Linked DNA regions of Homo sapiens: region 2 is linked to region 1. The links are chromatin loops, found by intact Hi-C in ENCODE. Cell type or tissue: stomach. All regions are shown on one strand. Each heading gives the region's core, and the rest is flanking DNA. Links, peaks and the distances in the headings are about the cores only.

The links. Hi-C counts contacts between places; a loop is a spot of excess contacts. Peaks named below come from ENCODE experiments on the same cell type or tissue, not always from the same donor. Only the 100,000 strongest peaks of a DNase experiment are listed, where the experiment ranks them.
Region 2: a loop joins it to region 1, with 1.9 times the contacts of the local background. A loop is called at or near these places in 8 of 110 quality-filtered maps.

What each region holds. Positions count from the first base shown.
Region 1 is chrX:46,899,324-46,908,843 of GRCh38, forward strand. LINC01545 (long intergenic non-protein coding RNA 1545) reads right to left here and starts at 381. Exons shown (of 4, transcript NR_046101.1): 1 at 281-381. RefSeq lists an enhancer at 4,629-4,888. In stomach, for the core only: CTCF peaks have their summits at 4,575 and 4,779; DNase peaks (open chromatin) are centred at 4,548 and 4,798; H3K4me3 peaks cover 531 bases; H3K27ac peaks cover 257 bases.
Region 2 is chrX:46,949,464-46,958,983 of GRCh38, forward strand. All of the region lies in intron 1 of JADE3 (jade family PHD finger 3), which reads left to right. Among named protein-coding and RNA genes, the nearest start is that of JADE3, 42 kb to the left of the region's middle. In stomach, for the core only: no CTCF peak of the experiment used is centred there; no DNase peak of the experiment used is centred there; H3K27ac peaks cover 196 bases.

The sequences.
Region 1 (9,520 bases), core at 1,521-9,520:
CCCTGGTGCGTCTATCTTCAGGAAGCTAAATACAGAGGCTTCTGAGAATTCACTTAGATGATGGTTCCCAAGAGGAACAACTCTCTCCTAAGCCACACATGGGGCAGTTTACTTCTAATATGGAAAATTATGGGTCGGGCATGGTGGCTCATGCTTGTAATCCCAGTACTTTGGGAGGCCAAGGCGGGCAGATCACTTGAGGTCAGGAGTTCAAGACCAGCCTGGCCAACATGGCAAAACCCTGTCTCTACAAAAATTAGCCAGGCATGGTGGCGTGCACCTGGGAGGCTGAGGCAGGAGAATTGCTTGAATCCAGGAGGCAGAGGTTGCAGTGAGCTGAGATCGCACCACCGCACTCTAGTCTGGGCGACAGAGCAAGACTTCATCTAAAAAAAAGAAAGAAAAGAAAGAAAGAAAATTATGGATAGTCTCTGAAGCTGAGCATTCTCTGGAGTCAGACACTTTCTTAATCCCTTTTGAAATTTCTGATGGAGAAAAATCCAATCCAAAGAAAGAATATGAAATCCAGGGAAAATTAGTTTTTTTTTCTTAAGTGCATATAAGTTATGGATTTATATATAAAATAAAGATAGTGATTGTATCAGTCAGGATTCTAACAGAGAAACAGAACCATTAGGAGACACATGTAGATATAGATATAGATATAGGTATAGATATAGATGAACTGGCTTATGTGATTGTGGTGGCTAGCTAGGCAAGCCTGAAATCTGAAATCCTTAGAGCAGGCCATCAGAAAGGACAGGCAGGAGTTCTCGAGCACAAGCCAATGCTGCTGTCTATGGGCAGAATTTCTTCTTCAGGAAAGCCTCCATTCTGCTATTAAGGCCTTTAACTGATTGATTCAGGCCCACCAGATTATCTAGGATAATCTTGTTTACATAAAGTCAACTGATTATAGACTTGATTCACATCTACAAAATACCTCTCAGCACCACCTAGATTAGATTTTAATGGAATAACTGGCTTATGTTAGCCAGTTATAAACTAGGGACTATAGCCTAGCTATGTTAACACATAAAACTGACCATTACAGGCCAGGTGCACAGTGGCTCATGCCTATAACCCCAGCACTTTGGGAGGCTGAAGCGGGCGGGTCACTTGAGACCAGGAGTTCGAGACCAGCCTGGCCTCAAGGCTGGTGAAACCTCGTCTCTACTAATAATACAAAAATTAGCCAGACGTGGTGGTGAGTGCCTGTAATCCCAGCTACTTGAGAGGCTGAGGCAGGAGAATCACTTGAATCCAGCAAGTGGAGGTTGCAGTGAGCCGAGATCACACCACCATACTCCAGCCTAGGCAACAGAGTAAGACTCCGTCTCAAAACAAAACAAAACAAAAAACAAAACTGACCACTACAGTGATGTTTGGTGTTTCATTTTGATTTTAACTTCCATCAGTGAACATTTTGTTCTTTGTGAAAATAAATCACAAGCTAAGATAGGCTTCTATGGAGAGAGTGTCAATATTACGGATCCATGGCATCAGTTGTAACATGTATTTGGTCTATGAAGGTCATTAGCCATCTGGTAAAAGGAAGCTATACTGATTATAACTCACTCATTGGGTGTATGCTATTACCTAATTCCACTAAACTGTTTTCCGTTCATTGATTTAAAAAGTTAGTTATTCAATTCAATTGAAGTTAACACCTGAGAAGGATTTCAAAGAACAGATGTGTATTTCATTTGTAGAAATCATTTTCTCATGTCACAAATGTTTAATGAATCCACTCTCCCTTGAGTTAGAAATGGTAGGTGCTTTGAAATACTTGAACCTACACAAGAGCAGAAAGCATTTTATTTTGAAGTGTGCCTACTGTCCAGTAATAATGTTGGACAAGTTATTTTCTCTCTGAGCCTTAGTTTGCTTACCTGTAAAATGGGAAATAATGATTATTGTCTTGAGGGCTTGGGAAGGATTAGATGAGAAAACATAAGTTAGACACTTGAAACACAGTAGATGTTCCACAAATATTGATTTTTTTTGCCTCCTTCTATGAATACAGACTTCATAAGTGAAGTCCTATGAGTTAAAAGTCCTCTCCAATTTTTTTGCAGATTCTATCTAGCAGCACTATTTTGGATATCACTGTGTAGCGAAGAATCAAGTGAGGTTTCCAGTGCTCATTAATTTATCAAATTGACTATAAAGATTCACTGTAGGTGGCTTTGTATTTACTTATGTGCATAGGGAGACCATTTTTACATGTTATCACTTCAACAATAAATACAGATAAAGTTGCTGGAGTTTACAATTGCTTTTTATTTGAAAAATCAGCAATTTTCCTAATTTTATCTGAAAATGTTCTTCGGAGTCATGGTGGTGAAATTCTGAGCAAATATTAGGTGTCACTAGTTTTCAAGAGTGTGAAATAATTTTTGATTGAGAAAAAAGCATATCTTAAATTCTGTTCAATATCAGACTCACATGTCTTGGCAAATGCACACATTGTTTTTGTTTCATTATTAATTTTTTTTTTTGAGATGGAGTCTCGCTCTGTTGCCAGGCTGGAGTGCAGTGGCATGATCTCTGCTCACTGCAGCCTCCGCCTCCCTGGTTCAAGTGACTCTCCTGCCTCAGCCTCCCAAGTAGCTAGGACTACAGGCACGCGCCACCACGCCCGGCTAATTTTTGTATTTTTAGTAGAGACGGGGTTTCACCATGTTGGTGAAACCACCAGGATGGTCTCGATCTCCTGACCTTGTGATCCGCCCACCTCGGCCTCCCAAAGTGCTGGGATTACAGGCATGAGCCACTGTGCCCAGCTATTAATTGTTAATTACACAAATAATACAGGGTTTTGTTTTTTTTTTACATGAAAAAATTGGAGATAAATCTAAAATCTTCTTCAATCCCCACTCCCATTGGGAACTACAATTATCAGTTTGGTCTGTATCCTTCCAGAGCATTTGTGTATGGATTTACATAGGTATTACTGTGCACAGACAAAGTAACTCATGGAAAGTAGGTATTTTACTTGTCTAAGGAAAATTGGGCCAGTTATTGATTTTTATCATATGAAATTTGGCGTGATGGGCAAGAAAGAGATTGGAGAGAAAGGAGAAAAAGGAAGGGAGGTCTTGCCAAGATTGATCTTTTACTTCTTTATAGTTCTTTGGCCTTTTCTTTTTTGGTTCCTTGAGCCCATTTTAGGTGAGTTACACTATCAGAGTGTTTCAGCAGTTTAAAGCTCTTGCATCCAGTTTCATCAACCAGTGGCTCAACAAAGACAGATAAATAATCCCCTATACTTTCTGAAAGTATCTTTCCACCAAAGTCCAAGCATTATCAGTTTCATTTTATGAATGAAAAAAAGAAAAAAAAAGGGAAAAAAAAAAGAGGCCAGGTGCGGTGGCTCATGCCCGTAATCTCAGCAATTTGGGAGGCTGAGGCAGGTGGATCACTTCAGCTCAGAAGTTTGAGAGCAGCCTGGCCAACATGGTGAAACTCCATCTCTACTAAAAATACAAAAATTAGCCAGGTGTGATGACGCACACCTGTAATCCCTACTCAGGAGGCTGAGGCACGAGAATCACTTGAGCCCGGGAGGTGTAAATTCTTTGTGTTTTCCAACTGAAACTGAAAACTTTATCTGTTAATTATTTCATTAATTTTTCTCTCTTTTTTTCGAGACAGAGTTTCACTCTGTCACCCAGGCTGGAGTACAGTGGCATGATCTCTGCTCACTGCAACCTCCACCTCCCAGGTTCAAGCAATTCTCCTGCCTCAGCCTCCCAAGTAGCTGGGATTACCCGCGCTTGCCACCATGCCTGGCTAATTTTTGTATTTTTAGTAGAGACGAGGTTTTGCCATGTTGGCTAGGCTGGTCTCGAACTCCTGACCTCAAGTGATCCGCCTGCCTTGGCCTCCCAAATTGCTGGGATTACAGGCGTGAGCCACCGTGCCCGCCCTCATTAATTTATTTTAAAATGTAAGGTAACCAAGCTTCAAACAAGATGACATAGACCCATTTCTCTTTGCTTTTCCATGCTAAGTACAATTAAAATTCCTAAAAGTAATACAAAAGTCCATCATAAGGGGACTGGTAGGTGGAAAGAAGAAAGTGGACTGGCTAGAGACTTCAGGACTTGAGGAACGACACTGTGATGGGCTCCTGGCTTTTCTTTTTATCTTCTGTATGTTCCAGACTGGGTGCTGGAGAAGCCTGCAACCTAGAATCTCCAATCAGAGCAGACAAACAAAACAAAACAAAAACCTGTTCTTTGTGGCCAAAGGACTGGGAAAGGAGAAAAACCCAGCCCAGCATAAGTAAAACCCTGTGGACAGCACCAGCCCTACCCAAGCTGAACCCTGTGGTGTCAGCAGAGTGAGACTGAGTAGGGACTGGAAGAGCTCTGTCCCCCATTCAGTAGCCTCAGGTGGCTGGGCAAAAAGCCGCCTTCTTCCCCCATGGGAACACCAGACAGGATTGAGTGGGAGTCCCAGCGGTACCAGGGAAGCACTTTCCTACCACGCTGGGCAACAGCCAAGAGCTAGGGGGAGCCCCAGTCACACCAGGCAGCCGGAGGAGGCGTGCTCAGCCCTGCTGGCAGCATCAGCGTATACCCAGCACGGAGTCCAGACGCTTGTCCCCGACCCAGCAGCAGCAGGTAGGCAGGATTAGTACTTTCAACCCCTACCGGCCTAGCATCTCCCAACCCCTCACCCAGTGGCACCAGACGGCCCAGGGAGGCACTTTCCATCACAGGCACCATGACGGGGACCAAGTGGGGAGTCTCCCGAGCCCCATCAAGTGGCAGGCAGCTGGGAAGGTACTTTACTTTCCCACCAGTGGTGTCAGCAGAGAACTAGTGGGGAATCTGGACATCTGCTGCCCGGCTCCCAGCAGGCATCAGCAGAGGATGCAGACAGGTGCTCCCCTCCCCACTGTTGCCATGTCAGTGGAGACTGAGTGAGGAGTCTGGACTTTCACCCTTATCTGCCAGTGGCAGCTGGTGCCCCTCACCCTTCCAATTAGAGTGCAGAAGGGATCTTAGAGAGGAAGGAGCTGCAGAAAGGCATTCTTTACATCTGCATAGGAAGTCCTGGAAAGACACCTGTCTGACCCAAGCGTGAAACTAAGTAAATCACCAGGTCTGCAGGTCTGACAACTGAACTACTGTGTGGCATACCACTCAGGTTTTCAACGTGGCTTGGGAGTAGCACACAAAGCAGACCAGAATAGTGCCACAAGGGTTCTAAAAACTAAACTGTCATTGGAACTACACAGTCCACAAAAGTAGGCCAGGAAAACCCAAAAATATCCACACCAAGACACATCATAACTAACTTTTGAAAACTAAAGATAGAGAAAAAAAATCTTGAAAGCAGCTAGAGAGAAAAACACACATTACCTATAGAGGAACACTGATTTAAATCATAGTGGATTTCTCATCTGAAACCATAAAGGCCGGAAGGAAGTGGTACATTTTTCAAGTGATGAAAGAAAAGAACTGTCAACTTGGAATTCCATGTTCAGTGAAAATATCCTTCAGGAATAAAGGGGAAATAAAGACATTCTCAGATGACAGAAAATTTATAAAAATTTCACTAGCAGACTTACTATTAATGAATAGCTAAAGGAAGTTCTCCAAACGAAAAGGAAATGATAGCAGGAGGAGGCCTGAAACTTCAGAAAGGAAGGAAAACAATGAAATGTATAAAAAATAAGGATAAATATAAATAGACTATCCTTTTCCTAATGAATTTCTTTCAATTATGTTGAATTGTTGAAGCAAAAATTGTAACACCATCTGATGTGGGTTCAATGTATGTACAAGAAATAGAAATTATATTTTTAAAGTGGGAGGACAGGCCGGGTGCGGTGGCTCACGCCTGTAATCCCAGCCCTTTGGGAGGCCGAGGCAGGCAGATCACTTGAGGCCAGGAGTTCGAGAGAAGCCTGACCAACATGGAGAAACCTCAGCTCTATTAAAAATACAAAAATTAGCCAGGCGTGGTGGTGCATGTCTGCAGTCCCAGCTACTCGGGAGGCTGAGGCACGAGAATCGTTTGAACCCAGGAGGCAGAGGTTGCAGTAAGCTCAGGTTGCGCCATGCACTCCAGCCTGGGCGACAGAGCAAGACTATGTCTAAAAAAGAAAAAAAAGTGGGAGGGTAAGGGATAAAGGAACCTAAAGGAAAATAAAGTTTCTACCCCTTACTAAAAGTGGTAAAATGTTGATAACAATACACTATAAGTTATATGTGTATATTTTAACACCTAAAAAACAGAAAACTATACACACTGATATACTCAAAAACATTATAATAAAGTAAAACGGAGTTCTAAAACATATTCAAGTAACCCACAGTAAGGCCAGAAACAGCAAACAGAGGAATGAGAAATAGAGGGAACAGACAAAAAGCAAATAATAAAACATTAGACTTAAGCCCTAAGATACCAATAATTATCTTCTAATTAAATGGTCTAAATACATGAATTAAAAGGCAGAGAATCACAAAATGGATTTTTAAAAAAATAACCCTCTATGTGCTGTCTATATGAAACTACTTCAAATACGATAACATAGGTAGAAAGTGAAAAGAAAAAGATATACTACACAGACATTCATTTATAAAAACAGATATGGCTATATGTTAATATCAGAAAAGTAGACTTTGGAGCAAATAAAATTACCAAGGACAAAGAGAGATATTACACAATGATAAATGAGTCAATCCACCAAGAAGACAAAGAAATCCTAAACATGTATGCACCAATAAATAAGGCTTCAAAATACATGAAGTAAAATCTGATAGAACTGAAAGAAAAACAGGTAAATCCATGATTATAGTTGGAGACTTCAATACCCTCCTCTCAGCAATAGAAATACTAGACAGAAAATCAGCAGGATTATAGAACTCAACAATACCATAAAGCAACAGGACCTAATTTATAGGACATTCTACCCAATAGCATAACTCACATTCTTTTCAAATACCCATGAAACATTCACCAACATAACCCATATTTTGCATCATACAAAATTTCAACAAATGTAAAAGAATTGAAACCATGCAGAGTATGTTCTCTTGAACTCCTGGCTTCAAGCAATCCTCCTGCCTCAGCCTCCCAAAGTGCTGGGATTACAGGCATGAACCACTGTGTCATGTTCTCTGACTATAAGGGAGTCAAACCAGAAATCAATAACAAAGTCAGCAGGAAAATCTCCAAATATTTGAAAACTAGACAACACACTTCTCATTAATACATAGGTCAAAAAAGGAGTCTCAAGGGAAATTTTTTAAAAATACAATGAACTGAATGAAAATGAAAATATAACATATTAAAATTTGTGGAATGGAGCTAAAGCAGTGCTGACAAGAGAGTTTATGGCACTAAATCCTTACATTAGAAAAGAGGCTGCCGGTCACTTGCCACTAAAAGAAAAATTTGTAATATATTTTTTTAAAATTTTTAAAAAAGAAGAGGTAAGGTCTTAAATCAATCAGGTAAGCTCCCACCTCAAGAGACTATAAAAAGAAGAGCAAAATTAAAACTTCAAAGCAAGCAGAAGGAAAGAGACAACAGCAGAAATCAATGAAATTGAAAATAGGAAAACAATAGATAAAATCAATTAAGCAAAACGCTGTTCCTCTGAAAAGATCAGTACAGTTGATAAACCTATAGCAAGATTGACTAAGATAAAAAGAGAGAAGGCATAAGTCACTATAATCACAAATGAGACAGGGGATCTTACTACAGATCCTGCAGGCATTGAAAGGAAAATAGAGAAATTCTATCAAGAACCCTACATATATAAATTCAACGACTTAGATGGAATGGACCAATTCCTTGAAACTACAAACTACCAAAACTCGACCAATATGAAATTTATCATCTGAATAGTCTAATAACTATTTTAAAATAGGATTTATAATGTAAAAATTATTGAAAAAAGAAGGCTCCAGGTCCACATGGTTTCACTGGAATATTTTACCCAACATTTAAAGAACTAACACCGATTTTACACAATAGATTCTATAATACCAAAGAGGAGGGAACACTTCTGTGCTAGGGGTCCCCCAAACCATTCCCAGGCTTGATGATTCACTATGAGGACTCAGAATGCAGCAGACAGTCACATTCATGGTGAGAGCACACAGAACAAAATCTTCAAAGGCAAAAGGCACATGGAAGTATAGAAGAAACGAGGTACAAGCTTCCAAGAGTCCTCTCCCAGTGGAGTCACGCAGGATGTACTAATTCCTCCAGCAACAAGTTGTGACAACACGTGTGAAATGTTGTCTATCAGGGAAGTTCATTAAAAACTCAGCTCCCAGGACATTTACTGGGGGTTGGTCATATAGGCACCCTCTGCCTAGCGCTTACCAAAACTCCAGACTCCTAGAAGGAAAACAAGTGTTCAGCATAAACCATATTGTTTGTACGAACAGTTTAGGCCCAGTGAACAGTCTCATCAGCCCTGGGAATGGTGAGAGCCCTCTTCAAATCTAAGTTCCAAATGCCATCCAAGGACCGACCTTGCATGCAGGGCTTTCAAAGGATAGCACTGAGGCCTTTCACGTTAACTCTTTTCTGCACAGCTTGAGAATCAGGAGACTTGAGTTCTAGTCCCAGCATAAATAACATTTGTACAAACAGCTTAGATATAGTTAGCCATTCTTATCAGTTCTGGGAACAATGAGAGCTCTCCTGAAATCCAAGTTCACAGATGCCTGCCAAGAGCCTGTTATGTTAACTCTTTTCTGCACAACTTCCTCAACTCATTTTATAAGGCCAGTATTACCCTAATACCAAAACCAGACAAGGACTGTAGCAAAAATCTCCCCCAAACTACAGACTTTTATCTCTTATGGGCTTTAACACAAAAATCTGCAACAAAACATTAGCAATATAGAATCCAGCAAGGTATAAAAATAATTATTTTATGGCCAAATGGGGTTTATTCCAGCTATGAAAGGTTGGTTCAAAAATCAATATTCTATCAATGTAATCTACCATATCCACAGGCTAAAGAAGAAAAATCACACGATCATATAACTTGATGCAGAAAAGGCATTTGACAAAATTCAGCATTCACTCATAATAAAAACTCTCAGCAAACTGTGAATAGAGAGGTACTTTCTCAACTCAATAAAGAGCATCTACAAAAAACCTGCAACTATCATATTTAATGGCGAAAGACAATGTTTCCCCTTAAGATAAGGAACAAGGCAAGTATGTCCACTCTCTCCACTCTTATTCAACATTGTACTGAATGTTCTAGCTAGAACAAGACGGCAAGAAAAGGAAATAAAATGCGCACAGATTGGAAAGGAAGAAATAAAACTGTCCCTATTCACAGATAATATGATTGTCTACATAGAAAATCCCAAAGAATCTGCTGAAAAATTCCTAGAACTAGTAAGTGAGTTTAGTAAGGTCAGAGGAAACAAGATCAACACATAAAAATTAATTGCATTTCTATATATTAACAATGACCAATGAATGTGAAGACAAATTAAAAACACAATACCACTTACAATCATGACAA
Region 2 (9,520 bases), core at 1,084-9,083, 50 kb after region 1:
CATTCTCACCAGCAGCATAAAGAGGCACTTTGCCAACAACACTTGTATTGTTGATGTTTCGAATTTTAGCCATTTTGATGAGTAGTAGTGGTGACTTCCTTATTTCTCTTTTATTGAGGCATAATTTACGTATAGTAAAATGCAGAGATTTTAAGAGTACAGTTTGAGTTTTGACAAATGTATGTACCCACATAGCCCACACCCTAATCAAGATATAAAACATTTCTATGTCCCTGAAAGTATCATTGTGTCTCTTTTCAGTCAGTCCCCTCTAAGCGGAGGTAGCTACTCCTATTCTGATTTCTGTCACCATATAGTTTTTCCTATGACTGAACTTCATGTAAATGAAATAATATAGTATATATATTCTTGTATCTGGCTTATTTTTGGTTTATTTTCCTCAATATAATGTTTCTGAGATTCATCCATGATGTAGAGGAATATTCATATCAGCTATATTTCTAATAACCAAAGACTGGAAACAACCCAAATGCCCTCCAGTAAGTAAATGGTTAAACTGTGGTGCATTCATAAAATGTAATAAAAGAAACAAACTATTCATAAGTGGATCAACTTGGGTGGCTCTCAAAAGCATTATGCTGAATGAAAAATAGCCTATCTCAAAAGTTTACATACTGTATAGTTTCACTTATGTAAAATTATTAAAATGACAACTTTATTGAAGTATAATTTATATACCACAAAATTCACCTGCATAAGTATATAATTCAATGCCTTTTAATGAATTTACTAAGTTGTGCAACCATCTCCATAACTCAGTTTTAGAATATTTCCATCACGCTAATAAAATCCCTTGTACTCATTTGCAGTCACTCCACTCTTCTCCCCTCAGCCCTAAGCAACTACTAATCTACTTTCTGCCATTGTAGATGTGGACATTTCATATAAATAGAAGCGTATAACATATGGTCTTGTGTGTCCAGATTCTTTCACGTAGTATAATGTTTTGGGGGTTTATCTGTGGTGGTACAACATATCAATAATTCATTCCTTTTTGTTGCTGAATAATATTCCATCATGTGGATGTACCACATCGTGGTTATTCCTTTGCTAGCAGATGGGTATTTGGGATAGTTCCAGCTTTTGGTTCTCATGAACAGTGCTGCAGTGAGCATTCATGTACATATCCTTGTGTAGACATAAGTTTTCATTTCTCTTGGGTAGAATTTTAGGAGTAGAATTGCTGGGCTGTATGTTAAATTTATATTTAATTTTTTAAAGAAACTGCCAGTTTTCCAAGGTGGCTGAACCCTTTTATAGTCCTACCAATAATTCCTGGGAAATATAGCTTGTGTACTTGAAAAGCATGTATATTTTGCTTTTCTTGGAGTGTTTTGTAGATACCAGTTAGGTCAATTTTTAAAATAGTTCTTGTTTAGGTTTTGTATATTCTTTATTTTTTTCTAGTTCTATTTATTACCAAGAGTGGAATGTTAAACTCTGTTAGTGTCCAATTGTCTGTTTCTTCAGTTCTTTGTCTTTAGTTTTCAGCAGTTTGATCATGATGTGCCTAGGTGTAGATTCCTTTGTATTTATTCTGTTTGGTGTTCTTAGTGTCTTGGCAGTTTTAAACTTTTTTTTATTTTTATTTTTTATTTTTATTTATTTTTTTGAGACAGAGTCTCGCTCTGTTGCCCAGGCTGTAGTGCAGTGGCACAGTCTCGGCTCACTGCAACCTCCGCCTCCCGGGTTCAAGCGATTTCTGGCTAACTTTTGTGTTTTTAATAGAGACGGAGTTTCACCATGTTGGCCAGGCTGGTCTCGAACTCCTGACCTCAAGTGATCCGCCTGCCTCGGCCTCCCAAAGTGCTGGGATTACAGGCATGAGCCACCGCACCCAGCCTGTAATCCCAGCACTTTGGGAGGCCGAGGCAGGCAGATCACTTGAGGTCAGGAGTTCGAGACCAGCCTGGCCAACATGGTGAAACCCCGTCTCTACTAAAAATACAAAAATTAGCCAGGCATGGTGGCATGCGCCTGTAGTCCCAGCTACTTGGGAGGCTGAGGCAGGAGAATTGCTTGAACCCGGGAGGTGGAGGTTGCGGTGAGCGGAGATTGCACCACTGCACTCCAGCCTGGCAACAGAGTGAGACTCCGTCTCAAAAAAAAAAAAAAATTATCATCACACTCTTTTTCGTCTCTGTGTTAGATTCTAGTTATACAAATGTTAGATGTTAGATCCTTTATTGTTATCCCACAGGTCCCTGAGGCTTTGTTATTTTTTTTTTCCAATCTTTTTTTCGTTTAGATTGGCCAGTTTATCTGTCTTCAGGTTGCCTGCCTCCTCCATTCTGCTGTTGTGTTCTTCCAGTTAATTTTTATTTCGGTTGTTTTTTCAGTTCTAGAGTTTCCATTTGGTTATCATTATATCTTCTTTTTACTGATATTTTCTATTTTAACATTCTTTCAAGAGTGTTCAGGTTTGGTGATTGCCTGTTTGAGTGTGTGGTGGTGGTTGTTTTAGAAGCAAGATCTTGTTCTATTGCCCAGGCTGGACTCAAACTCCTGGGCTCAAGTGATCTGCCCACCTCAGCCTCCTGGGTAGCTGAAACTATAGGTGCAGACCACCATGCATGGCAATCTGAGCATTTTTAGAGTTGCTGCTTTAAAGTCCTTGTTAGATAATTTCAACATTTGTGTCATCTCATTGTTGGCATCTGTTGTCTTTTCTCATGTGAGCTGGCATTTTCATGGTTCTTTGTATATCGCATAATTTTGGATTTTATCCTGGATGTTTTGGATATTATGTTATGAGACTCTGGATCTTGTTTCAACCCCATGGAGAATGTCAATGTATTTGTTTCAGCAGCAGTTGGTCTGGTTAGGTTCAGACTGCAAGTTCCATCTCACTTTCTGTGGGGTGTAGTTCAAATATCAGTTCAGTATTCAATGGCTTTGCAGTGCTGTTCACCTCTGTCGTGTGTGTGCCACCCACCTGTCAGTCAGGGACCTAAGTGTGTGTTAACTCATTTCTCCAAGTCTTTGATATGCTAATTAGAATCAGATCCACCTGTGAGGAAGTGGAGGCCTTCCCAGGAGTTTGTAAGCAACTTTTTGTGAGTTTGTTTTCCTGAGCTCTTCCTTCGTTGTTATTTCTCTGGTACTTTCTACTTTTCCAGGGCTTTCCTTTTTAGTCCTCCAGTGAGAAACTACACACTTTCACAATACACTGCCTCTAGGGCACAAGGGGCAGGCAAACAGAGAGAAAAAAAGTAAGAAAAATCAATGGGAGGCCAGGTGCGGTGGCTCACGCCTGTAATCCCAGCACTTTGGGAGGCCGAGGCGTATGGATCACGTGAGGTCAGGAGTTTGAGACCAGCCTGGCCAACATGGTGAAACCCCATCTCTACTGAAAATATAAAATTTAGCCGGGCATGGTGGTGTGTGCCTGTAATCCCAGCTACTCAGGAGGCTGAGGCAGGAGAATCTCTTGAGCCCAGGAGGCAGAGGTGGCAGTGAGCCAATATCGCTGCAGTCCAGCCTGGGTGACAGAGCGAGACTGTCTCAAAAAAAAAAAAAGCAATGGGATTTGGCTTTGCCCTTTTGGAGCCATAGTTCCACCAAATGGACAGAAGTTTCTTCTCTCTCTTTCAGAGTTTTAGCTCGTACAGTCTCCCTATGCCAGTTACTTTTTGTTGCTGCTGCCACAGCCTCTACCATGGGATTTTCTAGACATTAGAAAGGGGAGAAAAAGGAGAGAAAAACCCAGGGGATTCCCCCCCCACCGCCCCCCACCGCCACCTCACCACTCCAGTTTCTCTGAGCATTAGTAGTTCCCTTTTCCAAAAAAGCACCTTGAACCAGAACATGTGCTCTAACCACAGTGCTCACTTTCAGATTTCATTGTGTTGAATTCAGGCCAGTGAATACTGGAAGAAAAAAAGTGGTTAAGTCACTGCCAGTTCAGTTGTACTCCGCATTCTGGCATTCTTTCTTGATCGCCTGCTGTTATATACTTTTAAGAGTTCTCTAATAGTTGCCCATATTTTCTTTACAGATTTTATAGTTGCATTTGGTCAACAGAAAGGTTACGTGTGTGTTTATACCATCTTACTTGGAACCGGAAGTCTTCACTGATATTTTAATGGATGTTTTGGGTTGCTTTCCCTCCCCCTTAAAGTATTTATATCTCTGAAATAATAGTTTCAGATATGTAGTGTTTGGTGCAGTTAGGTGGACAAAAGTTGCTAAGAGTAAGCAGATTAGCTGCACTATTGGCTGAATACATAATGACCCCCTGAAAAACAGAACCACTTCTCTAAAGGCATATGTGGTAATCTCATCTGGAAGCACAGTTCTTTGTCTTTGTGTAGCATATCATTGACCTCGTTGTTTTCCTTGGCCCTGCCTCTCTGTCGTAGTCTCTTGCTTCTGTCCTGCTGTTTTCCAGTAACCTTTGCCCTGCAGAACTTCATTCCTCAACCCCTTTCTCCTCCTCCCTCTCCTGTTTGTCTCTGGCTTTCCCCACACTCTGTCCTTCCTAACATTACAGTCTTGCATTTTATCACCAAATTCTATCTCCCAAGGATAAATGCACTGCTTTGTGACATTTTAGGATGTTAAGTGCTTGCATTTGAAGGATGGAGAAACCTGGAGGGGGGTGGGAATCAGGTTTTGCTCATAGATTAGGGCCCCAACTGTGTCTCTGCAAGGCATTGTGGTGGTCTAGGCAGCTGCTTTTCCAGCATATTGGGGCTTTCTGCCTCACATGGTATTTCTGGTGGGTAACAGAGACCAGGACACATGAAACTCCAGCACAGTCAGGAATGTGGGTCTAGAAAGAAGGTATATTTAAGCCATACTAACCTCATTAACTTGGGAATATTTAAGAGCTTTGTGGGCTGTTTTTTGGTTTTGTTTGGTTTGGTTTTAGTTTTGAAAGTTAATAGAAGAAACTACTAAATAACAGTCACTTTTATGAAAGTATTTCCTATTGTTAGTTATGTGGTACAGAATCACTGAAGGAAGGAAATCCTAAACGAGCAAAAACACATGGGCAGAGCACATGTTTTTATGTTGCAGCATGCTTTCAGTATTTTTGTGGTAGAAATATGCATTCTTTATTTTTTATTTTTATTTTTATTTTTTGAGATGGAGTCTCACTTTGTTGCCCAGGCTGGAGTGCAGTGGTGCGATCTCGGCTCGCTGCAGCCTCTGCCTCCCGGGTTCAAGCTATTCTCCTACCTCAGCCTCCTGAGTAGCTGGGATTACAGGCATGCACCACCACACCCAGCTAATTTTTATATTTTTAATAGAGACAAAGTTTCGCCATGTTGGCCAGGCTGGTCTCAAACTCCTGACCTCAAGTGATCTGCCCACCTTGGCCTCCCAAAGTGCTAGGATTATAGGTGTGAGCCACCGCACCCAGCCAGAAATATGCATTCTTTAAAAGCCACAGTGGGCTTCCCAGGTGTCTGTTGAGATCTGTCAGGTTCCAGGCATGCAAAGGCTGCTCAACTTATAACCTTCTAGGCATATATTAACTGTGTACAGCAAAGAACCTTACTGGTTTAAAAGGTATGGTACCTTTTTGAAAGAAAATCCTCAGCTATAACATGTTGTCTCATTTACTCCTATTGAAATCCCTTATCTTCTTGGCTGGGAGCAGGGTAGCAGCAGAGAGCTGCTTGAGTTTTTACCTCACTATCTTTATGCCAGACTGGCCCTCCTCATAGAAGTGATACTTGTTTTCCATTGCTAAGACTTTTATTTTTTCTTTTGACAGCAGCCAAAGCAACTAGTTTAAAAGAAAACACATTCATTATTCTTACTCTTCCATTTTATAAAGGAATGTTTATTTCAGTGGGATGTTTCTGTGGAGATCTCTTTAGCTGTGGGAGCAATTTGCCTTTGGTACTGGGAGAACAAATAACAAGTCACAGAAACAGTAATTAAACAGGCAATAGTTCTCCAAATAATACTGATTTAATTATGTGCATAAGGTTGATCGGGGTGTGAGAATTAAAGCTAGCTTTATTCAAGGCCAGTATAATTCTTGTGACTCTCTTGCCTATAATAACTATTAGTCCCAATTAAGTGATTTATTCCTTATTGATTGTGAAATATTCCCAGGTAACACAATTCAGATTTGTATTGTGTTCAGACTGTTGCATTATCTTTTGAAGTTTTCCTTGGGATAACTGTGGTGCATTTCCCAGAGCCTGTGAACTAGAATTTAGAAACTGAGAGGTTCCAGTCCAAGGTTGATGGAACGTGAGAATTGTAGGGAACTTGGAGATTACCAAATCCAAATTCCTTCCCAGTGCAGGAATCCTTGCCACAGTATTTGTCAGACAGGTGGTTGTCTGACTCTTGACAACATTATTTTTTACCCCAAAGAATACATATTTTTCCTCCATACAGTTTTGAGGCTACTAAAAAAAATAAGACCAAAAACCTTAACAGATTGGTGGTTCTTTATTCCCAAGCCAAAATCTGCCTTTCAGGAACTGTCAGTATCATTCCTGGCTCTCCTCTCCATAGTCACACACAGCAAATCTCTTTTGTCCAAAATATTTAAAGCTATCTATTTTCCTACTTCCCATTCCCCTTTCTCCCACCCGTGGCCTTTTTTTGTGTGTTTTGTTTTGTTTTGTTTGAGACAGAGTCTCGCTCTGTTGCCCAGGCTGGAGTGTAGTGGTGCCATCTTGGCTCACTGAAACCTCTGCCTCCCGGGTTCAAGTGATTCTCCTGCCTCAGCCTCCCAAGTAGCTGGGATTAGAGGCACACACCACCACACCTGGCTAATTTTTGTATTTTTAGTAGACAAGGGGTTTCACCATGTTGGCCAGGCTGGCCTTGAACTCGTGACCTCAAGTGATCCACCTGCCTCGGCCTCCCAAAGTGCTGGGATTACAGGCTGAGCCACCGCGCTTGGCCCCCGTGGCCTTTTAAGCTAAAACATTTCTGATTCATGTAACAACTTATTTCAAGGATTTTAATATAATGGAAAAATTCAAAGAATAATATGATAAATACTCATATTCTCTACCAGCCAGAATTATCAACAATTAAGATTTTGTAATATCTTTTTTTCTTTTTTTCTTGCTTGTTTATTTTAGAGACAGGGTTTCACTCTGTCAGCCAGGCTGGAGTGCGGTCGCGCAATCATGGCTCAGTGCAGCCTCGAACTCCTGGGCTCAAGCGATCCTCCCACCTCAGACTCCCAAGTAGCTGGTACTGCAGGTGTGCATCACTATGCCCAGCTACTTTCTTCCTTCCCTTCCTTTCCTTTCTTTCTTTCCTTCCTTCCTTTTTTCTTTTTTTTCTTTCTTTTCTTTCCTTTTCCTTTTCCCCTTTGTTTTCTCCCCTTCCCCTTCCCCTCCCCTCCCCTTTCCTTTCTTTTTTCTTTTCTTTTCTTTCTCAGGGTCTCTGTTGCCCAGGCTGGAGTGCAGTGGCATGATCTCGGCTCACTGAAACCTCTGCCTCCCGGGCTCCAGTGAGCCTCCCACCTCAGCCTCCTGAGTAGCTGGGACCACAGATGTGCACCACCACTTCCAGCTAATTTTTTTTTAATTTTTGGTAGAAATGAGGTTTCTCCATGTTGCCAAGGCTGATCTCAAACTCCTGAGCTCAAGCAGTCCACCTGCCTCAGCCTCCCAAAGTGCCGGGATTATAGGCATGAGCCACCATTTTTAAATAAAGGGACTAAAACATTACAGAAATGCTTATTTCTCCTTTGGTCACCTCTTCTAATGTCATCCTCCTCCCTCCTCAGTTTCAGATAGATTAGATAGATAGATAGATAGATAGATAGATAGATAGATAGATAGATATAAACGATATATAGATTTGTTTTGGATCTATGTTTTAATTTACATAAATGGTGGTATTATGAATGTGTCTGTTTTTTCTACACAGCAAAATATCTTAGATCTTTTCATATGTTTTCTATTAATCTTTGCATAGTATGTATTATTATATGTCACATGATGTTTTTGGCTGTCTGCCATTTGGGCATGTGGTAGGATTGTAGTTCCTGTCCCTTTTGAGGTTAGGCGTGGCCCTGTGACTTGCTTTGGTCATTGAAATGTCAGTAAAAGTAATGAATGCACTTCCAAATGGAAATTTTAAGAGCTAATATGAGATTTGCCACATTCCATTCCCCTGGCCGGTAGAGATGGAGCTTCTGACAGCTTAGGTCAAGAATAACTACAATAAGCTCTCCTACCAACTCACTTTAAATATGTAGCATACGGAATAAACAGACTTTGGTTGTGTTAAGCCACTCAGATTTTAGGTTCCTTTTGTTACCTTGGCAAACTTAGTCTATCCTGATTGATTATAGACCCACTTCATTGTTTTTAACTGCTGCAAAGTATTCCAGAGTATGAATGAACCTTATTCTGTCTAGCCGTTCTATTGATGGAAACCTAACTACTTTCTGAATTTTGCTTTTATAAACAGTTCTATGTTGATCATTGTGCAAATTTGTGAGAGTTTCTCCAGATATATGTTTAGAAATAGGATTGCTGGGTCATAGGGTTTGGATATTTTCAGTTTTATAGGATTCTGTCTTTGCTTTCCCAGGCGGCTACACCATCTCTCACCCTTTCAATGGTCATTTATGTGATATGATCCCCAAACTTTTTCTAGTCTTGGTTCCCCTCTCTGGATGCACTTTCATTGGTCACCATTAATGGTACTCAGATTGGAACATGGTTGTCCAGTTGTTGTCCAACTGAGGTAGACATTATGTTTCTGAATTCAGCCCGAGTTTAGTAGCTGCATCACTAAACTGTGGTGTTTACTGACATCAAAAGCTGAAACTGCTATCATCCTGTATTTGGGAAACAATTTAATTGCAGTGACTTTACATATGTTCTAGTTAAATTTCATCCTGTTTTTGCTTATAATATTTGCTTTTGAATTCTCCTCTTTTCTTTGATGAATGTTATCCCTCTTAGGGTCAATAACCCTAAATTCATCTATGTTACTCATCAAAGTTTTGATCAAGATAGGGCCAAGGGCATAGCTCTGTGTCCCACCAGAAGACTCCTACCTTCAGGATTACCTGCCTGCAGCCTGCATTTTTTTTAATCTATCAGCAGGAAAATCCTGTCAGCTGCCTCCACGTATTACTGTACCTATAAACAATTTTCTCAATAAATGAGTGACTGGAACAGAAAAGAGCCTAAAGTAAGTTGGGTGTGTCATGTTCTTAGAGAGCCTATGCTGGCTGCTAGTGACTGTTTTCTTTTTCAAGTGCTTATCCAGCCAATGCTTTATTAATGTGGTTTAGAATCTAGTTTGAAGTGATATTCAAGCTTTTTATTTGCAATAATTATATCTACCCCCATTGAAAATAAGGGAGATTTTTGTCTCTCTGTAGCCTATTGGGAGATCTGGTTTGAGTTTCCACAAATAAAGTAGTTTTTAGGATAATGACCAGCCAGGATGCTTGTGCTCTACTTCCCAGCCAGGGCATCTTTTCTCCCTGAACAATAACCAACCCTTTTTATAATTTAAGGAACTGTAAGGACTCCCTAGGCCAGTAGCT